Regions from separate parts of the Homo sapiens genome. Here all the other regions are linked to region 3. The links are chromatin loops, found by intact Hi-C in ENCODE. Cell type or tissue: Caco-2. All regions are shown on one strand. Region 1 overlaps MAP6 (microtubule associated protein 6). Region 2 overlaps LOC105369392 (a long non-coding RNA gene). Region 3 overlaps MAP6 (microtubule associated protein 6).

What was found. A loop is a pair of places that touch in the nucleus more often than their neighbours do. Peaks named below come from ENCODE experiments on the same cell type or tissue, not always from the same donor. Only the 100,000 strongest peaks of a DNase experiment are listed, where the experiment ranks them.
Region 1: it touches region 3 in a loop (2.4-fold over the local background); 5 of 110 quality-filtered maps call a loop at or near these places.
Region 2: it touches region 3 in a loop (6-fold over the local background); 9 of 110 quality-filtered maps call a loop at or near these places.

The regions. Positions count from the first base shown.
Region 1 is chr11:75,641,478-75,649,477 of GRCh38, reverse strand. All of the region lies in intron 1 of MAP6 (microtubule associated protein 6), which reads left to right. It also overlaps the pseudogene LOC100419542. Among named protein-coding and RNA genes, the nearest start is that of MAP6, 24 kb to the left of the region's middle. In Caco-2, no CTCF peak of the experiment used is centred here; DNase peaks (open chromatin) are centred at 3,097 and 4,327.
Region 2 is chr11:75,693,609-75,701,608 of GRCh38, reverse strand. LOC105369392 (a long non-coding RNA gene) reads left to right here. Exons shown (of 3, transcript XR_950316.4): 3 at 1-51. Among named protein-coding and RNA genes, the nearest start is that of MOGAT2, 20 kb to the left of the region's middle. In Caco-2, no CTCF peak of the experiment used is centred here; a DNase peak (open chromatin) is centred at 3,258.
Region 3 is chr11:75,594,478-75,602,477 of GRCh38, reverse strand. All of the region lies in intron 3 of MAP6 (microtubule associated protein 6), which reads left to right. It overlaps MAP6-AS1 (MAP6 antisense RNA 1), which reads right to left. Exons shown (of 2, transcript NR_145823.1): 2 at 7,813-8,000. Among named protein-coding and RNA genes, the nearest start is that of MAP6-AS1, 15 kb to the right of the region's middle. In Caco-2, a CTCF peak has its summit at 4,648 (motif pointing left); a DNase peak (open chromatin) is centred at 4,617.

The DNA.
Region 1 (8,000 bases), 47 kb before region 3:
TGTTATTTTTCCCCCCCACTAGGCCCAGACCCATTCTGCTTCTTCCCTTGCCCCCTGGGCAGTCATCACTGTTATAAAGAGGTATACTTTCATGTATACCTCTTCATCCATGAGCTGTGTAAGGCCTTGCATTTATGTGTGCTTTCTGACATGGCATCCTACACTGTGTATCATTCTGTCACTTTGTTTTTTTCACCCAACATCACATATCTTGAGAAAATGCAAACACACACATATACGTAAATACCCATACATATACAGATCGTTCTTTTTAATGGCTGTATAAATCTGCCATCATATGACAATATCACATATTATTTATTTCCCTATTTATGTTTAGGTTTTTGTACATTTTTACTATCACAAGCAATGTTGCAGTGAATATCCTTATACATGTCTAGCTGTGAATATATTAAAGGGTTAGAAGAGAAATTGTTGGGTGTTGGGTTATGCACATTTTGTATTTTATTAAATGTTGAAAAAATGTTCTTTTTACTGGCTGGACCCATTTATACTTCAACTAATAGTATATAAAAGTACCCCCTTTGTCTTATAATGTCAGACTTAAAAATTTTTGCCAACTTCATAATATGGAAATGTTTTGTTTACTTCATATTTCCCTGATTTTGAGTCAAATTAAGAAACTTTCCATGTGTTTATACACAATTTGCATTTCTTCTTCTGTGAATTGCATATTCCTACCCTTTCCCATTGTCCTATTCAGGTGTTATCTTTTTCTTACTTGCCTGCATTGATTCTGATTACTAATCTTTTTTCTGTGGTTTGTCTTTTACCTTTGTTTATAGTATCTTTCGTCATGCAGAAATTTTTCATTTTAGTGTATTCAGTGGACTTAGTCCTTGCCTTTATCATTTATTTTTTATTGCTAATGTAAGAAATGCTTCACTATCCCAAAGTTATAAAGGCACTATTTTCTTCCAATAATTTTCTGTTTGTTTGTTTGTTTGTTTGTTTGTTTTTAGACAGGGTCTCACTCTGTTGCCCAGGCTGGAGTACAGTGGCTCAATCACAGCTCATTTGTGTTTCGACCTTCCAGGGTCAAGCAATCCTCCCGCCTCAGCCTCCTGAGTAGCTGGGACCACAGGCATGCACCACTCCACCTGGCTAGTTTTTAAAATTATTTTTGGTAGAGACGAGGTCTCACTATGTTGCTCAGGCTGGTCTTGAACTCCTGGGCTCAAGCTATCCACCTGCCTTGGCCTCCCAAAGTGTTGGGATTACAAGCTTGAGCCACTGCACCCAACCTCTTCTAATAGTTTTAAATTTTGTTTTTCACATCTAGATGTGTAATACATCTGGAGTTCAATTTTGTGTATAGTGTGAGATAGAGTACAATTTCCTGTGTTTCTTGTATGTGGGAAGTCAAGTATCCCAAATCCGTTATTTGTCTGACAGGTAATTCTTTTTTCCTTGATTAAAAAAGTTCCCACTATTATATAGCAAGTTCCCTCATTTGTTTCTGGATCTGTTTCTGGGCTCTGTATTTTGTTGGATTGGTCTGTTTGTCTTTTTCTAAAAAAAATGCCACACTTATTTGTCATAGCTTTGTAATACGCTTTGATTTTTAACAGGACAGATCTCTTTTGGTTGTTCTTTTTCAGAATTGTCTTGGCCTTTCTCAGACATTTATCCTTTCGTATTTATGTTGGACTCAGTTCTCAAGTACTGCAAAAAAATACTGTTGGGATTTCGATTGGCCTCAGGTTAAATTTATAGATTAATCTGAGGATTAACATCTCTATAATACTGCGTCTTTCTATGCATAAACAAGATGTCATTCCCTTTCCTCAAGTCTTCTTTTATATTCTTCAAAAAGGTCTCTTTTCCTTGGGATTTTTCCTATACGTTTTCTAGATTTTGTTGCTATTATGAATGAGTTTTTTTCTGTTATCATTTCTACTTGGTTGTTGCGGTATGTAGGAACAGCGTTGTTATGTCTTTTACCTTTGAACTTGCTAATTCTTTTATTAATTCTAATATTTTCTCCTTTGATTCTTTTTCTTTACTCCTTTTCGATGCATTTCTGTCTTCTATTGAACATTTTTCTGTATTCCCTTCTACGTGGAAGTTACACATTCATTTTTGTGGGTTTTTTTTTTTTTTTTTTTTGATCAGGTGGGTTTTTTTTTTAGTAGCTATTCTTATTTTTATTTAAGAATTAAAAAGTAAGTTTCAGCCGGGCACAGTGGCTCATGCCTGTAATCCTAACACTTTGGGAGGCCAAGGCGGGGATCACTTTGAGGTCAGGAGTTTGAGTCCAGCCTGGCCAACATGGTAAAAAAAAATCGTCTCTACTAAAAATACAAAAATTAGCTGGGCCTGGTGGTACATGCCTGTAATCCCAGCTACTTGGGAGGCTGAGGCAGAAGAATCACTTGAACCTGGGAGGCGGAGGGTGCAGTGAGCTGAGATCATGTCACTGCACTCCAGCCTGGGTGACAGAGCAAGACTCTGTCTCAAAAAAAAAAAAAGTTTCAAATTAATCAAGCTCTACTGCTCCCAATTTCCATGTTTTTCTTGTCTTATATTTTACCTCATCTTTGCTTTATAAATCCTCAATTTAGAAATAATTAGTAATACAATTTTTATACCCAATGCTTATTTAGATTTGCCCCCATATCTACTAATATTTTACTCACCATTGCTTCTTTTTTTTGAGATGGAGTTTTGCTCTTGTTGCGCACGCTGGAGTGCAGTGGTGCCATCTCGGCTCACCTCAACCTCCACTTCCTGGGTTCAAGTGATTCTCCTGCCTCAGCCTCCCGATTAGCTGGGATTACAGGCGTGTGCCACCACACCCAGCTAATTTTGTGTTTTTAGTAGAGATGGGATTTCTCCATGTCAGGCTGGCCTCGAACTCCCAACCTCAGGTGATCCGCCCACCTCGGCCTCCCAGAGTGCTGAGATTACAGGCATTAGCTACTGCTCTTGCCTTTTTTTTTTTTTTTTTTTTTTTTAATAGAGATGGGTTTTCACCATGTTGCTCAGGCTGGTCTTGAACTCCTGGGCTCAAGTGACCCGCCTGCCTCGGCCTCCCAAAGTGCTGGGATTACAGGCGTGAACCACCAAGCCCAGCCAGCCGTTGCTTCTTGAATCCCACTCTTTTCTGCTGAAAATATGGCCTTTGCCTGAAGGATCTTTATCTCACTCTCCTGCTTTAGAGATAGTATCACTGAGAGAAGAATTCTAGAAAGACAATAATGTTTTCTTAGCACTTTGAAGATACCATTCTATGGTATGCTGGCCTCTGCTGTTGCCTGTGAGAAGTCTGCTATCACTGTAATTGTCCTTCCTTCCTATGGAATCTTTCCTCTTTGTTTTAAGATTTCTCTCTGTGTTTGCTGTTTTGCAGTTCACTATTATGCATCTAAGTATGGACTTGCTTTTATGGATCATGCTTGAGACTAGTTATTTTCCTGAATTTGAAGACATGTAACTTTTTCCATTCCATGAATTTCTCATCTAGTATCCCTGAATAATGCCTCTCTTTATTTCTCTATTCTTTCCCCTAGAACTTGTATTACACATATTTTATTTCTTCTCAATATATCCTCCTCGTCTTTAAACCACTCCTTATTTTTCATATATCTTATCTATTTGTGCTTCATTCTGGGAAATTTTCTCAGTCTTTCACTAATTTTCTCAAATAGGATATGTACCTCATTCAGTAAAATTGTAATTTCTATGATACTTCATTTCTAGAAGTTCTGTTTGATTTTTCAAATATGTGTATTCTTCATCATGTCCTATTGTTTCACTATGTTTTCTTTTTTGTTTAAGTCTTTAAGCTTTTTAAACACATTTATTTTGTAGTCTAAGTTAGATGTTTTCTCAAGTTCTTTGGATGTTAATCCTCATGGCAGATCATTTCCTCATATGGTTTTAAGTTTTTATTGTGGATTGTGAAAATGGCCCTCTGGAGCAATTGTGCTTTCATTCCTGAGAAATATTTCAGGGTTTCACTGGTCTGGGGTTCATTTTTACCTTAATTCCTCAGCTTGGAAATTCTGTACTCTGTGGGTGCTGCAAATAGGGATTCCACACCCATGCATGACTCTCACTTAGGGTTTTGATGGATAGTGGCAGGTTCCCCGACTCCATCCCACCCCCACCCAGAACCCTAAACAGAAAGGGACATCCTTAGACTTCCCTGGGCCAGTGACTCCATTACACCGTGGGGCAACCTTTGTGGCCCTGCTTCATGCATGAGTTTCAGTTCCCACTCCCCATTCTACAGAGGGCCAGGTCTCTTCTCCTTGCCTTGCCGTTAGAGCTGATACTGGGGTCCAAAGTGTCCTCTCGGCAGCAGTGCAGTCACTTCTCACGTTTACTGCTCTGACTCAGAGGTGCCTTCATTGAAATCCTTGAGATGAACTGGATGCTGCAACAGCTGCCCTCTTGGGTTTAGGTGTTGTTCCTGTATGGAATCCATGCCTAGGTCTGTGGCGTACAATTTTTAGGTGTCTCATTCGACCAGTTCCAGAGGTATTTCAGCTTTTAGCTGCCTTTACTGCTCTGATTCAGGGTTTCCTGCATCTGAAGATTCTCTTTCTTTGGAGCTCATCTATGAATATAAAAAAGACTTATTATATTTTACTATATTTTATGTAGCATTTCTATGCATTTTGTGGGGGAGAGGGGAGCTTAACTCAGTCAACCAAATTTTCTTTCTTAGATTTTCTATATAAATCATTGTATTATCTGCAAATGATGACAATATTGTCTCTGCCTTTACAATCTTTCTTCCTCTTATTTCTTCAATTTTGTCTTATATCACTGTCTAGGAATACCAGTACAATATTGCAAAGTTTTTGTCATAGTCTATTGTAGTGGATGAATAAATACTGTGTACTGGTAAACTTTGGTATCAGGCACATCTGGATTGAATCCAGGCTCTGTGACTTAATACCTCTGGTATTAAGAGATAATAAAGATAATAATGGCATTTACCATGAAAAATTATTTTTAGGATTAAGTGAATTACTATATAAACTGCTTGGATTAGTACCTGACACATAACAAAATTAATACCATAAATATTAACTATTAGCAGCAGTAGTTGTGGTAGTAAAAATAATGGTAACAGCTTTGTGTACATTATATCTAGTCGTCACAACTCTGTCAGATAGATAGATTCAGAGAGGTTGAATACCTTACCCAGTATCACACAGCTAATAACTAAAGGCTTAATTTTCCTGAATTGGTACTCTGAAGCCTATGTCTTCCCCTCCCTAGATCATGTGCCCTTTATGGTAGTGATTTATACACTATTGCAAAATCAGGCCCTGGGAAGAGTATTTGCCAAATCCATCAGTAGAAAACTGGAGAAGAGGGGCCCTGGAACCAATGTTTAGCACTCCCGAGCAGATTGGGAGAATTCTGCCCTGTCCCAAGCCTTGAGAAAGACCTCAAAAAATGAAAAATAAGTTTGTAACCATGCACCTCTAAGAATAGAATTGTTTTCTAAGATGTTGAAATGCAAATTGGTATATATAGAATCAGAAACTGCCTAAGAGACGGGCTGCTTTTCAAATCATCCATCTATTCATCCATTCACTCATTGAGGGCTAGAGCTGGACTACCTGGGTTCTAATCCCAGCTCTCCTCCTTAATAACTTGGGGGAGCTCTTTACCTTCTCTGAGCCTCACCTTCCTCATCTGTAAAGTGAGAAGTATCATAACAGCACCTACCTCATAGGGGTGGGGATTAAATGAGTTAATGTGTGTAAAGCACATAGAAAAGTGCCTGGCAACATAACATGTGCTCAGGAAATGCTAGCATTTATTCTTATCACTGTGTTCAATATACAGTCAAGAGCCTTTTCTGAGTTCCATTTCTGGGACTGCCAGGATGGAGTTGTGAGATGTGTGGAAACTGCTGTGGATGTGCAGTAGTGGCTAGTTCTATCAATTGTGAGTGTCAGAAAAGACTTCACAGTTGAAGTGAGGTTTGTCTTCTACATTTACAAAGGTTTTCCTCTTTGCCAAGCACCTTACTAATCTTTGGGGTTGTAAAGCTAGAAAATCCAGGATCCCTGCTGTCAAGGAGCCTTCATTCTGGATGAAGAAACAAATATGTAAATCAAGGATTTATAGTATAGGCTCATAAGCATACAAAACAAGGCAAGATTGGGTTGCTATAAAACACAAAGGAGGGACATCTGCAGTAGTGTGCTGGCAAATGTGAATAACCAGCTCTGCAAGAAAAAAAATTTATATATTTATATATATATATATAAAACACATACATAATAATAAATTTTAGTAACATAGTGGATGTGAACACGCAATTTACAAATAATAATAAAATACACAGTATTCTTTACAGTAAATTCCAAATACCTATTACTACATTATGTCTTTCTATTTCCTGCAAAGTCTACCATCAGTTTTTATATTTCTACTGCCAATAATAGTATCACAAAATAGACTATGAATACAGGCTTGATTACTATTTGATTTAGCAAGGAAGTCACTCACATTATTGACAAACAAGTGTATTCTGACATGAATTTTTTTTAACCAGAACATTTATTGTGCTGACTAATCATTGAAATGCTTGAGATGAACTGGATGCTGCAACAGCTGCCCTCTTGGATTTAGGTGTGTTGTTCCTTTATAGAATCCATGCCTAGGTCTGCGGTGACAATTTTTAGGTGTCTCATTCGACTAGTTGCAGTAGTATTTCAGCTTTTAGCCTTGGCATTCCAGCTATACTTTCTGTTGTGGCTGGTAGGGTAGCAACATTTGCCACAGGTCACCTTCTGAAAGTGGAAGGCCTAAGTGCCACCACAGAAGCACAATGTGTGTCTTATGGCAAGGTTTCCAAACAATGATGAATGGGATGTTCTCTTCATTGTCTTGCTTCTGTGCCAAGACCAGAGAGCCTGGTGTGTATGTTGGCTGATATTTTTGTTTGTATTAAGGAGAAGGTAAGAGAGAAACAATGAAGTTGTATAAAGACATATACCAGAACTAGTTAGTCAATGTTGTGGGTATCTTTGTTCAATCAGATAATAGTTTTGAATCTTGGAAATGTAGTTCCTCAATTTTTTATGCTATTTACAATGTAACAACTACAGATACAACCCATTTTTAAGCCTAATCTGCATTATTAACATTTACTCCATTACTTTCTTAAATCTACTCAGTCAACAGAGTGATAGACTTAGTGCTGATTTGTAACATTTGCTGATTTCCAGGGTGTCAATATGCCCACTATGGCAAATTTCAGTCAGCCAACATGACACTGAAGACCACAGAGTTGGGAAGAGCTGCGCAGAAGCACATCATTGTGTAGCATTTCTACCCTAAGGCTACAGTAGATGGACATCACCTCAAAAGCGTAGCTAATAGTAAATGTGCTAAAAGAATTAGGAAATGATGAGTTTTGAGCTTTTGTTACTTTAATTTTAGTGTAATTTATTTAATTGTATATTTATATAAATTTTGTATAATGGTTGTGCTTAATAACTGGCTCATAAAATTCCAGAAAATTTAGCTGTGGCTCTCTTCAGCCATTGTGAACTGGCTTCAGGACACTACTGACCTCTAAAATAGACTTGCAGACCAGAGGAAGCTTCCTGAAATACTAACATTTGAGTGGGACTCTGGGGGTTGAGTAGAATTCTGCTAGATGAAGTAGAGCGTGGCATCTCAGGCAGAGGAAATGAACAGAACGAGGAAAGATACCTCCCAGGGTTACAGCATTAGCTTCACCTGGAAGCTTAACAGAAATGCAGAATCCCCAAGTCCTGCCCTGGAAATACTGGATCAGACTGCATTTTAGCCAGACCCTCATCAGCATTTTAAAGTCTGAGAATCCCTGAGCCAGAGCAGGCTTTCTCTCAGGTGGTCCAGACCACTTACATTGGAATCACACGAAGTGGTTGTTTACAGTGCAGATCCTGGGCCCCACTCAGGCTCCTGGGTTCTACCCCAGACCTTCTAAATTGGAATTTCTTTTTTTTTTTATTATA
Region 2 (8,000 bases), 99 kb before region 3:
TGGTATAATACCACATCTGTAGACATTTAATTAAACATGTATTAATTTTAATGTTGTTTTCTGCTCACATTTTAGCATCAATTTTTTTTAAATCAGGGCTTGAATATTTGTGTAAGTTCTTGAAAAATTTATGGGCCCAAAGCCATGAAGCTATAAAAGGTCCCTGGGTCTCTGCAAAGAGGCCAGGCCTCCCAAAGAACTTAGGGCTAAGTCACACCAGGGCTGGGTGGCTGGGGCGGGAGAGTGGCAGGCTCCTCACATCCATAGGTATCCAGGCCACACCTGCTGTGTCACAGAGGGCCTGGGGATGAGAAAAAGAGAGAAAGAGGTTTGAGCCTGGGGATCCCTCTCCAGTGGGATCCAGGAAATCCTGAGTACCCAAACCCCCTCTGGTATACTTCTGCTGTCCTCTCCTGCCAGCCCTGACACCACCCCCTCTCCCCGCCCTAGTGATGCTGGCTCAGACTCAGCTCTCTTGAAGCTTGGCTTCTCTAAGAATTTATGGCTCTGAGCTAAGTGAAGAGAGGTCAGAGCCACTGGCTCTCTCATATCTCAGTCTTATTTTCAATACGCCATTTCCCCAGCACTCCAACATCACAGGGCTTTGGGGAATGAATGGAGGCTATGGGGTCAGAAAAGCCTGGATTCATATGCTGGTTCAATATGAATGAGTTCCATGATTTGGGATAAGTCCCTTCCCCCGTCTGAGCCCTGATTTCCTCATCTGCAAAATGAGGTAAGTAATACCAACTTATGGGTGATAGGATGAAACCACTAGCACCATGCTTGGCAGTCTGTGTAGGCACTTGATAAAGAGGAGTTTCCTCCCTCGCAACTTTTGGCCCACAATCTCATCGGTCACAGCGTTTGACCAACCCTGTCCTGGCTTCCTTTCCTTTTTCAAGAGTCCTTGCCACCAGGGTACCTGGGATGCCTATGTGAGGTACCCTATGTCAGGGTACCTATGTGAGAAAGGGCTGGGAGGTCTGTTTGCTTTATAGCTGATGCGTGCCGGGCACAGTGCTGGATGCCTAAGCAGGTAGTATTATCACTCTTCACCTGCCTGACAGACGTGTTGATCTATTCCCAATAGGCTCCGCTCCCTCACTTCTACCGCTAGTACGTCCAGCGTGCCGCCACTCTGCAGAGGTGCAGAAGGCAGAAAGCAGATCCTCTTGGCCAAGTTCCAAGCCACAGTCCCCCATATGCATCAAAATCAAAATCGATTCTAACTAAAACCTATTTCCCCTGACCATTGCATTTGACCCTACCTACTATTTTACTATTTAAGTCCAAGGGGAAGGCATATTTTTTTAAATAGAAAAAAATGTAATCACTTAATTTCAGCACTCATCATGAAAGATTTTGAGTTAGCAAATCAGTGTAATGGATTGCAGCTAATGCATTTTCCTTCCAGAAAGTAGATGGCTGGTATCCAGTTTCCATCCAAACTGCAGTCACTCTGCAAAAGATGGAGGCACAGACTTGGCCCACTCTTCTCTCCACCAAAACTTACTGTGATGTTCTCACATCCACATCTCAAGAAATCCCAGGGTTGAACATACTGCTCTACAAGCAGGGACCAGGGGCTCTAAAGTGCCTCCCAGTCACCACTCTCCTGATTGATCATCATCATCACCACCACCACCATCAGCAGCATCCCCACCACCCATCCGTCATCTGTGAGCACCTCCTGTGCATCAGGCAGGGCCCAGCCCCATAACGTTGCTATGAGGTTTGTACTGTTATCTCTGTTTTCCAGAGAAGATGACCAAGGCTCAGAGAGAATAAATCATTTCTCCAAAGTTACCAAGCTGGTAAGAAACAGGGCTAAGATTCACCGCATAGTCACTCTGACTCTAAAGCCCAGGTTTTTCCTACTGTAAGATAATTTCTGGCCAGGCACGGTAGCTCACATCTGTAATCCCAGCACTTTGGGAGGCCGAGCAGGCGGATCACAAGGTCAGGAGTTTGACACCAGCCTGACCAACATGGTGAAACCCCGTCTCTAATAAAAATACAAACACTAGCCAGGCATGGTGGCATGCACCTGTAATCCCAGCTACTCAGGAGGCTGAGGCAGGAGAATCGCTTGAACCAGGGAGACAGAGGTTGCAGTGAGCTGAGATTGCACCACTGCACTCCATCCTGGGTGACAGAGCGAGACTCTGTCTCAAAAAAAAAGATAATTTTTCTTCTGTTTTTCCTTTTATCATCATGATCTACTTTTTCCTTTGCTTGTCAGCCCTTGTCAGTTTCTCCTGTCCAGTGCTGCCTAATTTTTGGCATGCCCTCAAGATTGTCTTCTGTTTTCACGTACATGTTTTCAACTATAACCTCTGTGATGCACTTGTGGCTCCCCCATAGCACTACTTACTACAATCTATTTAAATTTACGTCTAGTACTCCCCTCCCATTCCCTCCAGATGTGTAGTCTTGATGGCCAAGACTGTCTATTGGTCACCGCATCCCTGAGGTCCAGGGCTTGGCTCATGATTTACTCAAAAGTTTATGGGATGAATCAGTGAACAGATGCATGCATAGGTGGATGAAAAGACAGATGCATTGATAGAAGAGTGGAAGGGTGAATAAGACATTAATTGATGGTTAAGGATCGCTCTAAAATCTACATTCCTAACCCTCTTCATTTCCCTCCATCCCTATATCTCCAAATGTCTATCAGAAGCTTCTACTTGGCTCCTCTGCTGTCATCTGAAACTAAACCTGTGCAAACCTGAACCCCACCCTAGCTAATTCCTGCTTATCTCTTTTCTGCCAATGGTACAGTACTGTTATTCCTCCCAGTGCCCTCCTGCATGGGTTCTTTGATTGATTCATTCTGTCAACGTTTTTAGTTTGTTTTTCTTTTTCTTTTCTTTTTTTGCTATCTGCTATGTGCCAAACACAGTTCTGGGGAATAAAAAACGAGTAAGTAAGACGGGCAAAATCCTGGGGGATTCCCCCAAAGGAATTTGCAGTCAACAGTGGGTTGGAAAGTGGGATATCAAACAATAAGCAAGTAAAAAATAAACAAGATAATTATAGAGCGTAATCAGTGATACATTAAGGAAAGAGTGTGATGAAAGACAACAGATCTCATACCAGATAAGAGGGGTAAGCAGGGCTTGTTTGAAAAACTGATATGAAGCAACACCTGAAGGACAGAATACACCAGTCAAGTAAAGAGCTGAAAGAAGTGCATTCCAGGCAGAAGAACCAGCAAGTTCAAAGGTCCCTGGGCTGGGAAGCGCCTGATGTGTTTCAGGACCAGAAAGGCAGCTGTATGACTGGAGGGCAGTGAACAGTGGGAGACTACAGGGGAGGAGGTGTTTCATAGACCTGTGCAAGGTTATGCAGGGCCTTGAAGGCCCTGGGAAGGAGTACAGATTTTATTCTAGGAGCAGTGGGAAGCTACTGAAGAGTCTTAAAATGGGAATGACATGATCTCTCTGGCAAGTAGGCAACAAGCTACTCCCCAAAAGCCCCAGGTGCAGATGATTCATAGGTGAGTTATGTCAAGGCAGTAGTAAAGAGATAACTCCAATTCCATTTGCACCGTTACAGAGCACAGAGAATGTAAGCATCCACACGCTTTTTATGAAGTCATCATGGCTAGGCATGGTGGCTCACACCTGTAATCCCAACACTTTGGGAAGGCAAGGTGGGGGGATCCCTTGAGGCCAAGAGTTTGAGACCAGCCTGGGGAACATGATGAGTCCCTGTCTCTACAAAAAGTAAAAAAAAAATGCTGGGTGTGATGGTGGATGCCAGTAGTCCCAGCTACTTGGGAGGCTGAGGTGGGAGGATGGCTTGAGTCCAGGAGGTCGAGGCTGCAGTGAGCCATGATTGTGCCACTACACTCCAGGTTAGGTGACAAAGCAAGACCTTTCTTTAATAAATGAATAAATATAGTCATTGTGATACTGTTGGCCATTCTAACAAGGTGCAGTACAAAGAAATGGGCAGACCAAGCTTATTTATGAAATTAATGCAAAAAATCTTTAACATCTTAGTAAGTAGAATTCTGAAGCACATTGAAAGAACAACACATCACAACCAAATTGATATTATACCAAAAAGGCAAGAATAATTTAATATTAAAGTGGAAAAGGCATGATCATCTCTAAAAAGACTGAAAGGTATTTGATAAATTCATTAATTCTTGATTTTTAAAACACTTTTTTAGTCAAATAACAGTAGATGTACAGTTTCTAAATATTTTATGCCAAAAGTCAACATTATGCTTAATGGTGAGATACTGGAAACACTTCCATTAAAGTCAGAAAAATTATTCTAGAGATATAAGAGGAACAATTGAATAAGAGAAAGAAATGAGAGGTATAAAAATGAGAAAGGAGGCAAAATTGTCATTATGTGAACAAGCCATTCAAGATAACCTATGAACTACTAAAACTAGGAAGTTTAGTATAGTTGCTAAATGGAGATCAATACATGCAAAAATTTTAATAACCATGTTGTTTATGATTACAATTAAAATGATAAATGTAATTTTTAAATATGTAAAAGAAGCACTGAGGCTGGGCATGGTGGCAAACACCTGTAATCCCAGAGCTTTGGGAGGCTAAAGCAGGAGGATTGCTTGAGACCAGGAGTTCAAGACCAGCCTGGCCAACATGGCAGGACGCCATCTTTATGAAAATAATAAATTAAAAAAAAAACAAAAAAAGTAAAATAAAACAAGCACTGAAAATATATTAACATCACTAGACATCAGGGAAATACAAATTAAAGCCATAATATGGTTTTAATATTGTGAAAGGATAAGCAAGATCAATAGACCACTAGCAAAATTAACAAAGGAAAAAAGAGAGAAGATCCAAATAAGCACAATCAGAAACAACAAAGGTCACATTACAACCAATCCCACAGAAATACAAAAGATCCTCAAAGACTATTATGAACGCCTCTCTGCACGCAAACTAGAAAATCCAGAGGGATGAATAAATTCCTGGAAACACACAACCTCACAAGATTGAATCGGGAAGAAATTGAAACCCTGAACAGACCAATATCAAGTCCTAAAATTGAATCAGTCGATAAAGACCTACCACTACCACCAACAAAAAAGCCCTGACTCAGGTGGATTCACAGCTGAATTCTACGAGACCTACAGAGAAGAGCTGGTACTAATTCTACTGAAACTGTTCCAAAACATCAAGGAAGAGGGAGACTCCTCCATAACTAATTCTACAAAGCCAACGTCACCCTGATACAAAAACTTGGCAAAGACACAATGAAAAAGGAAACTACAGGCCAATATCCCTAATAACATAGATGCAAACATCCTCAACAAAATACCAGCAAACCAAATCCAGTAGCACATCAAAAAGTTAATTCAGGCCGGGCACAGTGGCTCACGCCTGTAATCCCAGCACTTTGGGAGGCCAAGGCAGGCAGATCACCTGAGGTCAGGAGTTCGAGACCAGCCTGGCCAACATGGTAAAACCCCATCTCTACTGAAAATACAAAAATTAGTCAGGCATGGTGGAGGGTGCCTATAATCCCAGCTACTCAGGAGGTTGAGGCAGGAGAACCGCTTGAACCCAGGAGGCAGAAGTTGCAGTGAGCCGAGATTGCACTATTGCACTCCAGCCTGGACAACAAGAGCAAAACTCCATCTCAAAAAAAAAAAAAAAAGTTAATTCATCATGATCAAGTAGGCTTTATCCATGGGATGCAAGGTTGGCTCAAATACTCAAATCAATAAATGTAATTCACCACACAAACAGAATTAAAAACAAAAGCCATATGATCATCTCAATAGACAGCAAAAGCTTTCAATAAGATCCAACATTCTTTCATGATAAAAATCCTCAACAAACTAGGCACTGAAGGAACATATCTCAAAATAAGGTAATAAGAGCCATCCATGATAAATCCACAGCCAACATCATACTGAACAGGCAAAAGCTGGAAGCACTCCCCCTAAAGAACAAGAACAAGTCAAGCATACCCACTCTCACCACTCCTGTTCAACATAGTACTGGAAATCCTAGCCAGAACAATTAGGCAAGAGAAGGAAATAAAGGGCATCCAAATAGGAAAAGAAGAAATCAAATTCTCTCTTCACTGATGATTTGATTCTATACCTAAAAAACCCTAAAAACTCTACCAAGAGGCTCCTCGACCTGATAAATGACTTTAGTCAAATTTCAAGATACAAAATCAAAGTACAAAAGTCAGCAGCATTTATATACACCAATAGCATTCAAGCTGAGAGCCAAATCAAGAATGCAATCCTATATACAATCATCACACAAAAAGTAAAATAGTTAGAAATACATCTAACCAAGGAGGTAAAAGATCTCTACAAGAAGAACTACAAAACACTGCTGAAATAAATCAGAGATGACAGAGCAATGGAAAATATTCCATGTCATGAACTGGAAGAATTAACATAATTTAAAATGGCTGCACTTCCCAAAGCAATCTGCAGATTCAATGCTATTTCTATATTTATATTCAAAGCAATTTGATTAGATAAAAGAGATAGAAGAAAATTAGAAAAAACTCTTCTAAAATTCATATGGAACCAAAAAAGAGCCCAAATACCCAAAGCAATCCTAAGCAAAAAGAACAAAGCTGAATATATCACATTACCCAACTACAAACTATAGTATAAGGCTACAGTTACCAAAACAGCGTGGTATTGGTACAAAAACAGACACATAGACCAATGGAACAGAATAGAGAACTCAGAAACAAAGCTGCACACCTACGATCATCTGATCTTTGACAAAGTTGACAAAAATAAGCAATGAAGAAAGGACTCTCTATTCAATAAATGGTGCTGGGATAGTTGGCTAGCCATATGCAGAAGCATGAAACTAGACCCCTGCCTCTCACCATGTACAAAAATTAATTCAAGATGGATTAAGGATGTAAATCTAAGATCTCAAACTATAAAAATCCTAGAAGAAAACCTAGGAAATACCATTTTGGACATCAGCCTTGGCAAAGAGTTTATGACTAAGTCCTCAAAAGCAATTGCAAAAAAAAAAAAAATTGATGAGTGAGACCTAATTAAACTATAGAGCTTCCACACGGCAAGAAAAAAAATTATCAGCATCGTAAACAGACTACCTACAGAATGGGAGAAAATATTTGCAAACTATGCATCTGACAAAGGTCTAATTCCAGAATCTATAAGGAAATTAAACAACTCGACAAGCAAAAAACAAATAACCCCATCAAAAAGTGGGCAAAGGACATGAACAGACACTCCTTTCGAGAAGTCTCAAAAGGAGATATACAACAAACATATGAAAAAATTCTCAACATCACTAATCATCAGAGAAGCACAAATCAAAACCACGATGAGATACCATCTCAGACCAGTCAGAATGGCTACTATTAAAAAGACAAAAAATAACAGACGCTGGCTGGGCTGTGGAGAAAAAAGAATGCTTATACACTGCTGGTGGGAATGTAAATTAGTTCAGCCACTGTGGAAAGTAGTTTGGAGATTTCTCAAAGAACTAAAAATGGAACTACCATTTGACCCGGTAATCCCACTACTGTGTATATCTCTAAATGAAACGAAATCATTCTACAAAAAAGAAACATGCATGTACATGTTCATTGCAGCACTATTCACAACAGCAAAGACATGGAATCAAACTAAGTGTCCATCAATGGTGGACTGGACAGAGAAAATGTGGTACGTATACATCATGGAATACTATGTAGCCATAAAAGAGAATGAAATCAAGCTAGGCGTGGTGGTTCATGCACTTTGGGAGGCTGAGGCAGGAGGATTGCTTGAGCCCAGGAGTTCCAGACCAGCCTAGGCAACATAGTGAGACTGCTGTCTCTACAAAAAACACAAAAATTAGCCAGGCATGGTGGTGCATGCCTGTGTTCCCAGCTAGTTGGGAGGCTGAGGTAGGAGGATCACTTGAGCCTGGGAGGTCAAGGCTGCAGTGAGCCGAGATTGCGCCACTGCACTCCAGCTTGGGCAACAGAGCAAGCTCCATCTC
Region 3 (8,000 bases):
AGAGATGCCTTCACTTGCTCAGTTAATCTATGGTCACTGTGGATGTTCCACCCATAGGGGGCTGGCTCACTGTGGGTTGTGGGGGTGACAGTCGTGTGTGTGCCTTATGTGGGGGTGCTGAAACAGCCACCAGACAGGCCACCAAGCAACAACAGATCAGGTAGTTGGGAACTCAGATGAAGGACAGGCTTCTTCCAACTAGGGCTGGGGAGTTGCGGAAGGCTCTGTGGCAGAGGGAGCCCTGGAAAGCAGCTGGGGTGTGGATATGTAAGGGCAAGGCCACTGCAGGGAGCAAGTCTAGAAATGGAAAACTGGGGGGCTGGGTGGGAACCTGAAAGCTAGGACCAAGTTTGCCCACTTTGTTATCCTTCTGGTAAAGTGGAAGACAAAAGATTTTATACTCTTCATTTTTCCAACATATGTTGATTGAATACCTATTATGTGCCAGGCACTGTGCTGGGCACTAGGGAAACCAGGATGACTGAGACCCCGCCTCTGATCACAGTGGGGCACGAAGGAGGAGGCCATTCTAGCTGGTTCCATGGATCAGGGAGGACTTCAGCAATGGGTAGGTGTTGACCAGGTGAACAGAGCCGGGGGTGGCCAAGGCATGCTAGATAGAGGGGTCTGCCCAAGCAAAGGTCGGAGGGGGGCCATCAAACACCAGGTGAACTTCAGTTCTGGGGGGGTAGCTCCCTTGGGAGGGTCATGGCACAGGCTGGAGAGTGACAGAGCTCGGTGGTGGAGAGGCCTGGTGCACGTGAGTGGGCGGTTGCTAACTGGGATCTCCATTTCCATATGCCCAAAGCGTACCTACACCCTGCATGCTCCCTTGTCATGCTTCTCTTGCTTGCTTATGCGTCAGGCAACACTACAGATCCTCTCTTGCTCTAAGCTAGGAGCCCTAGGGTGGACTTTTATTGCTGGACCTGATTGCTGAGTTTTGGGGGAGGCAGGGGTAGAAATCATTCAAGGGTGGTATAAATGAAAAGCCGTATGTATTTGTTTTCCAGATGAATAGAAAACATCCCACCCACCTGTCTACTTTTGTATGAGGCAGAAAACACAAAAGCTGCTCAAGAAATAAAACAAATACATAAAAGCATATTATTAAGCTCTCTTTTGATGAGTTAAGGGAGAGAGACAAAACGGGGATTGAGAGAGGTGGTAAGAAAGACAGGCGAGAAGTAGAGAGGTAGAAATAGCGGCACAGAGAGAAAAAGACACAGGAAAGCACACATATGAAGACACCTAGAGTAACCTAAGAGAGTGCGAGAAGGTGAGACACACTCAGAGTCAGAGAAAGGGCAAGCGTTGGGCAATGGAGAAGGCAGGAAGGCAGGGGCCTTGCCAGCTTTGTCAGTGCTGCCCACGTGCTCAGGGCTCCCCCAGGGGCTCTTCCGCCTGTGGTTCCCACCATGCTCCCCTCTGCTGCCCAGAGCCCCAGGAGGCAAATCTATAACCCATCACTCACATTACCTCCCTGAAACAGCAAACAAACAAAATTCAAACCAGCCCCCTATTTTCAAAATAGGTCATTGTTGCTAAGTTAGCTATAAATGTATTTCAATTCTTCCTTAGAGTTTTTGTGTTCTTCATGAAATTCTTCCCTCTTTTGTTTCACTAGGGTTTAAGAATTTACAACCTGCTTCTCACTTCTCATAGATTTGAGGAGCGTCAAGTCCCATTTCACAAAGGCTATGGACTCCTTTAGTGTGTCACTGTGGTTTAAGGCTCCTTTTACTGCTAAAATGTCTCAAAGCAGTTCACATTTTCAGGACCATAGGTACAGAAGTTTCTTTCAGGATATAACCTGTGAACCATCTGCGTTAAAGCAAGGCTTCACCCCTAGCACCACCTGAGACCAGCAGGGTTAGGAAAGCGGCTAGGGCAGCCAAGGCCACTGGAACAGGAAAGACAGCTGTTTCAAACAAAGGGAGCCCAAACTCCACTCTCACAGAACCGGGCATGTGTTTCAACCCCTACTTCCACCCCACTGCCATTTGATGCATATATCCTCATAACACCTAGACCATCCTAGAATTCCTACAACAGGGAGAACTAGAATTAACACCATTATGTATTTTGTTATTTACCCTATGAATACTGGTTAACATGGACAGTGCACTTAGGCATTTACAAAGTTCGTGAGTGGAAACCAGTGCTGCCGTGCAACGCTGTGTCTCTCACTAACCTCCTGGAGCATTAGTGTCCTCCTCTGAAAATGGGGACACTAATACCCCCCCTCAGAGGAGCAGAATGAGGATGAAATGACATGAGGGCTGTAGGGAACCCCTGGAGGACACTAAACATGTCACTTCACGCCCTTCCCCTCCCTTTAGAGTACTTGAAAGTACTTGTCCACTTTCTGACAGATATATACTTAGCTGTTAGTAATACACGAAGTTGATTGAGGCAAACATTCTTAAGAAGATTGCTTTTAAAGAATTACAGCTATTGAATTACCTTGAGTCCACAGACCTAAATGGTAATATTCTAACAATTTATATGTATGCGTTGCTTATGAAGCGTTTCTTTCTGTGCCATTCCACTGAACCCTCCCAATGTTATGGGGCAGGTGTTGGCCCCATGTAACAGAGGAGAAAGGGAAGCTCAAAGAGGAGGGGACACCTGCCAGCTTGGTCAGGCTTAGAAGATGGAGAAAGCACTGGAATCCAGGCTTCCAGCTCCATAGCCTGCTGTCTATCCCTCTCACCTGAAGGAGGCTCAGCTGGCCTGAAAAGAATCAGGTTTCAGACAAGTGGGACCCCCCAATAAAAACTAAGCCCATACCCCACAGTGCCACACTCTGGCTGGGCCATTCCAGGTCCTCCAGCAAGCTTGCCTAGTACCCTCTTTAAATCTTGGGACCCGGATACAAACTGAGGGAAAATAAGAATGGGGTCAGATCTATATACATCTGGCTCAGACGTCCTGGCTATACTGACCAATTATCACAGCCAATACACAGTTTTTCTCCTTCTGGTACTAGCTTGCCTGGGTGACTGCAATGTAGGTTACTAAATGCAGAATTGTCCAGCAGATTCTTCATTCACAAAAAATATACTCAGTCCTGGAGGTACCAAGATAAAACTGGTATCCATTATTATCTGCAGTATATAAGTATTGGATCTGAGACTGCCATTTTGAGCATTTTATTTCAGCCAGTGGAATTGAGCTTAAATTTCTGTCCCTTGTCCTCATGTAATGGGCCTCAATTACTTGTTAACCTGGCATTGTATATAGTGATCTCGACAGATGGCCCCAGAACTCTTATCTGGGGCCAAGAGAGCTTCAGATGCTGAGCTTTAAAAGTTACTGCCACTGCTTGCTACTGGTTTAAGCTGCTAGAGGGATCTTTATGCAAATCTGACCACGTCACCCCGTGCTTTAAACCATCCGTGGGCTCCTCGTGGTGCAGAAGCTTCTTGTTCCCTCGGTGCACCATGCTGCTTCTCACCTCCATGCCTTTACCCTTGCTGTCCACCTGCCTGGAATGCCCTTCTCCTGCTTCTCCACCTGGCTAACTCATCCTTCAAGACTCTGCTCAGGGGACAGCTCCAGGAAGCCTTTCCCGCACCTCCCAAGCTGGGTAAGCTGCTCCCTGTGTGTCTTCATGATGGAACTTGCCACATGTACTGTGTCATCCGCTCATGTGTGTATCCCCCTTACCAGACCGTGCTCCCCCAGGGCAAGGGCCAGATCTCTGTTCACCTTTGTAGCCCTAGCTTCTGGCCCAAAGCCTACCATAGACAGTGTCTTCTAAAGTGCTCATTGAATGAAAAATGAGTGAGTGAATGAATGATGAGATTCACTGTCTGCCTCCACATTCACCATGGTGCTTCCACAAGGCTCTTCTCTGACTATTAACTGTCTCTGCTCCCATGAAAGGGGCAGTTTTGTGAGAGGTCACAGCAACTGCAGACCAGAGAGCAGTCAATGGCTGGTTTTATACTGGCTGGCCTCTGTTCAGGCCTGCATACCTCTGTACTTTAGATAGCCACTTTTTCTAAACAGTCTTGATTGCATAAAATCATGGGCCCTTGGTTACAGGGTAATCTAAGAGGTTGGCCAATCTCACTCCCTGCTCAGTTCAGGGCTCCTAACTCTAGGGTGACAGGACCCTCCCCACCACCACACATTTCACAGGCATGTCTAATTCCAAGCAAGGATTATAACCAACAGGCCTGGTTCTAAATCCAAGCTCTACTATTTACTAGCTGTGTGACCTTAACTGAGTCTCTTAATTTCTTTAAGCCTCCAATAGATAACAATAATACAAATATCGATCACTCTTCGAATATATTTGGTTCCCAATTCAGGAAGCAAGAATTTGGCCAGCAAGGGATAATTTTATTTATTTCGACCTGTTTGTTTTCAGAGTTCAGGATAGCAGGTGGCAAGAGCTCTGAAAGCAAGGGATACCTGATTCCCAGGCCTGCGGTGAGGGCCCCATGGGGAGGCATGCAAAAGTCCTCTGCAAACTGGAGTGTGCAATGCCCTCGCCAATAGCTCATGTTATGGGTAGTTTTGCTGACCACAGCTTCCCAGTTAATTACTGCCCCTGGTCCCTAACAGTATGGCAGCTGGAGCTACACAAGGTGAATCCACTCCTGCCACACAATGGCCTGAGATTAACGCCATCTAGTGTTGGCTCTTGCTGCCTCTTCCCGTCCCCCAGCCTTTCATCTGGCCCCTGCTCTCTAAGCACACCCTATAAATCAGCTGGTGCAGATCCATCTCTGCAATTCCACATTCATTTGGAGTGATCCCCTCTGGATGCAGGAAACCAATTTTGATTAATTGCTCAAGATCCGATCCTTTGCTTTAGATGGGGGTTGGGGGAAGACAATGATGATTTGCAAGTTCCCAGGAGCATAGTGTTAGACAAGAATTGAGCGCTGCCTTAGTCCAACACTTTACATTTTAAAAAGGGTCATTAGCAGAATTATTAGATTCCTGGCAGCCCACTGGGACAATCTGCTGTGCCTTTGACTTTGCCTTCTTGGTGCTAAAACAATCGAGAATGCCTTTAAAAATATTTCTCATACAATTGGAAATTTATTTAGTTCTCCCTAGCAGGCCAAATCTAGAAAAAGTATTTAACATTGGCAAAAATAAATAGGTAAATAACCACAAAGAAAACATAACCACCTAGCCACTTACCCACCTAAGTGCAACCATTTCCCTGTATTTCAGAAGAACATGTCTGCCTGGAGGGAACCCAGAGTGGCAGGGAAAGACCTGAACTAGGGGCTGGCCCCAGATCTTGATTCGACTTTTGTAAAATGCAGAGTTGCCACAGCCTAGGGGGAGGGAATGAACCTTTACTTGGCCTTTACACACTTCGTCTCATTTAATCCTCACAGTAAGGTTAGAGTCTGCAGGTGTCACTCCCATTTACAGATAAACAAATCAGAACTCGGTGATTAAGGAACAAAGTCACACAACTTGTAAGTGGTGAGCCAGGATGTGAACCCAGGTTTGGGTGACCCTAAAACCCATTCCTTGTCCAGCACTTGGGACTATCTGTAGGATTCCTGTTGCAGAGATGTGCATCGCCTGAAACAGCAGCCTCCTCCTCTGTCCCTCGCTTGCTCTGAAACGTTCAATGACTCTCCATACTCTCGTCTATGGAAAATGAGTCACAAGAAGGTCAGAGAAGCTGAGTTTGATCTACACAGTTCACTCCCTCCACCCCTGACCCAGAATTAAGTCTTGTGGAGGCAGCATTTCTCCTAACTGTGGTCCTAGCTGGTGTTTCTGTGTGATGAGCCACATCTGGCGGACTCAGTGTGGCCCTGGGCTGGTAGACTGATTGGCAGCTGCACAGGTAGGGCTTCCAGGTGTGAATGTGGATGGGCACTCTTAGGCAGGATGCCACTGCTTTCTGGGGCTAAGGTCTTCTTTTTCAGGGTCGGCTGAATGCTAGGAAGTAAACCTGGTGGGTAGGGGGAGCTGTGCAGTGGGAGTAGCCAGCCAGGTTGTTGGGGGCCTGGGCCCAGAGGGGCAACTCTCTAAGGAGATGCAGTTGGGAGCTCTGAGCTGGAACCTGCAGAAGTCATTGGCTCCAGCCAGAGCCAGTCAGAGTCATCTCAAGCCGAGCCCAGTCCAGGCATCTACAGACAAATTTGGAATCTCTATATCTGTATATTCCACAAGGAGGGATACTATAGAGAGGAAAGAGCTCCTCCATTAAGGTCCTGACTTTGCCCGAACTCACTGTGTGACTTTGGGCAACTTACTTCAGCTTTCTGCACCGCGTTTTCGCTTCTGGAAGGTGAGGAGAGGGCTTTCTGTCTGCCTGGCTGACACCATTGTTGTGAGAATCAAATGCCTTGTATGTAAAGTTATCTCAGAAACCTTAAAGAGATGTTATCATTTGGAGGGCCAAAAAAGGTGCTAAGTTAAAAATAGGAAAACATTTTCATGTCATGTAAATGCGGTTGTTAGAATTTGATCTTGTATGAGCTATTTTAAAACTCCTCATTGAGAAAGTAGGCCTCCTACCATGTGCCAGCCCTATGCTAGTGATCCCTATGGCCTGGCACATAGTAGGCATTTAGTAAATGTTTGTGGAAGTACGGAAGGAGGCAAGAGGCAGGGAAGAGAGAGAGGAGAGGAGGGGAGGGAGAGAGGGAAAGAGAGATGAAGCAGGCATGGTCCCTGGCCTGAAAGTGCCCAGTCTAGAGAGGCAGATACAAAACTATTGAAGCTGATCTGATAGGGCTGCTGCCAAGGTGGGGGTGGGGGTGGGGGCACTGTGGGAACACAGAAAAAGGAAGTAGAGGCTCAGAGGTTTTTTCACTGAGGAAGATTCTTCAGTTACGGAGTAGAGGTTGCTAAGTGGATGGCGAGGGGTGGTGTTTGGGCAGCCAGCACTGATAAAGCTAGAGCTGCTTGGGCTGATCATTGGAGGTATAGACTCCAGGGCAGAGGAGGTGTGTCCTGTGTGGAGACCAACCTACAATGTGGCCTTTAGTTCTGGAGTTACACTGTCCAAGGGACAGAGCCAACTGAGACACATTGTAAGGAGGGCAGTTGGAATGTGAGGGCTCTGGGAACCAAGTCTGAACTGTTGTGGGGCTTGTGTTACTTGGAGAAGCCAGGGATACAGACCCAGTTGCTGCCCCCTTCAAATACCTGAAAGACTGTCCTGGGGCAGCCAGCAGGGCATTCACTAAAAGGGTGGCCCTGGAGTGCAAAACAGGGATCAGTGCAGAGATAGGAAGGAGTGGAGCTGACTGCAATGCAAGCTTCTGCTCAGGTCTAACCAGTGGCCACTGAGGAGGAGGCTGCCTCACCGGGCATGTGCAGCCCACCCCAGGCAGTGCGAGCAGCGGCTGGGCAGCCACCTGCCAGGGAGATTGCAGCAGAGGCTCAGGAGACCCATGGCCCAGCAGTCTATCCTTCCAGCCCTGGGCACCTTTGATTTGGCTTCTGGAGTTTTGCTTTTATGGAATAGAGAGGGAAGACTTCTCCAACAAAGTGACAGCTTGGCCCCTAATAAGATCTTTGAGCCTCTCTGGTTTGAAGAGACACAGGCCGATAAGGCTTAGGGCCCAGCTTGGAGGTGGTGCCTGTACCCAGGTGGTGGCGTCATGTTTGTGGTGTGTGTTTACAGGTCTGTCTCCTGCCTCACTCTAGGAGCTCCTTCCCCCAAGTCAGGGCTTGGCTCTCATTCACTTCTGTGTCCCCAGTGAGGGCCTGACACAGAGCAGGGTCTCAGTAGATTTGTTCAGTGAATGGATAAAAGAGAAAAAAATTAAAAGTGAATAAAGAGAAGAAGCTACACCAGCCATGTGTTTTTCCCACCAATATCTGCCAGGTACTACAATGAGCCAGACCCTGTGCTAGATACTCATGATGCAAAGATGAAGAAAACACAGTCCCACAGGCTAGCAGGAGAGGCAGATAATTACCAAAGAACAGGATAATTACTAAAAGAGACACTCCCACAGAGTCCGGTTGAGGATAGAGGCGGAGCGAGAGTTGTTTTG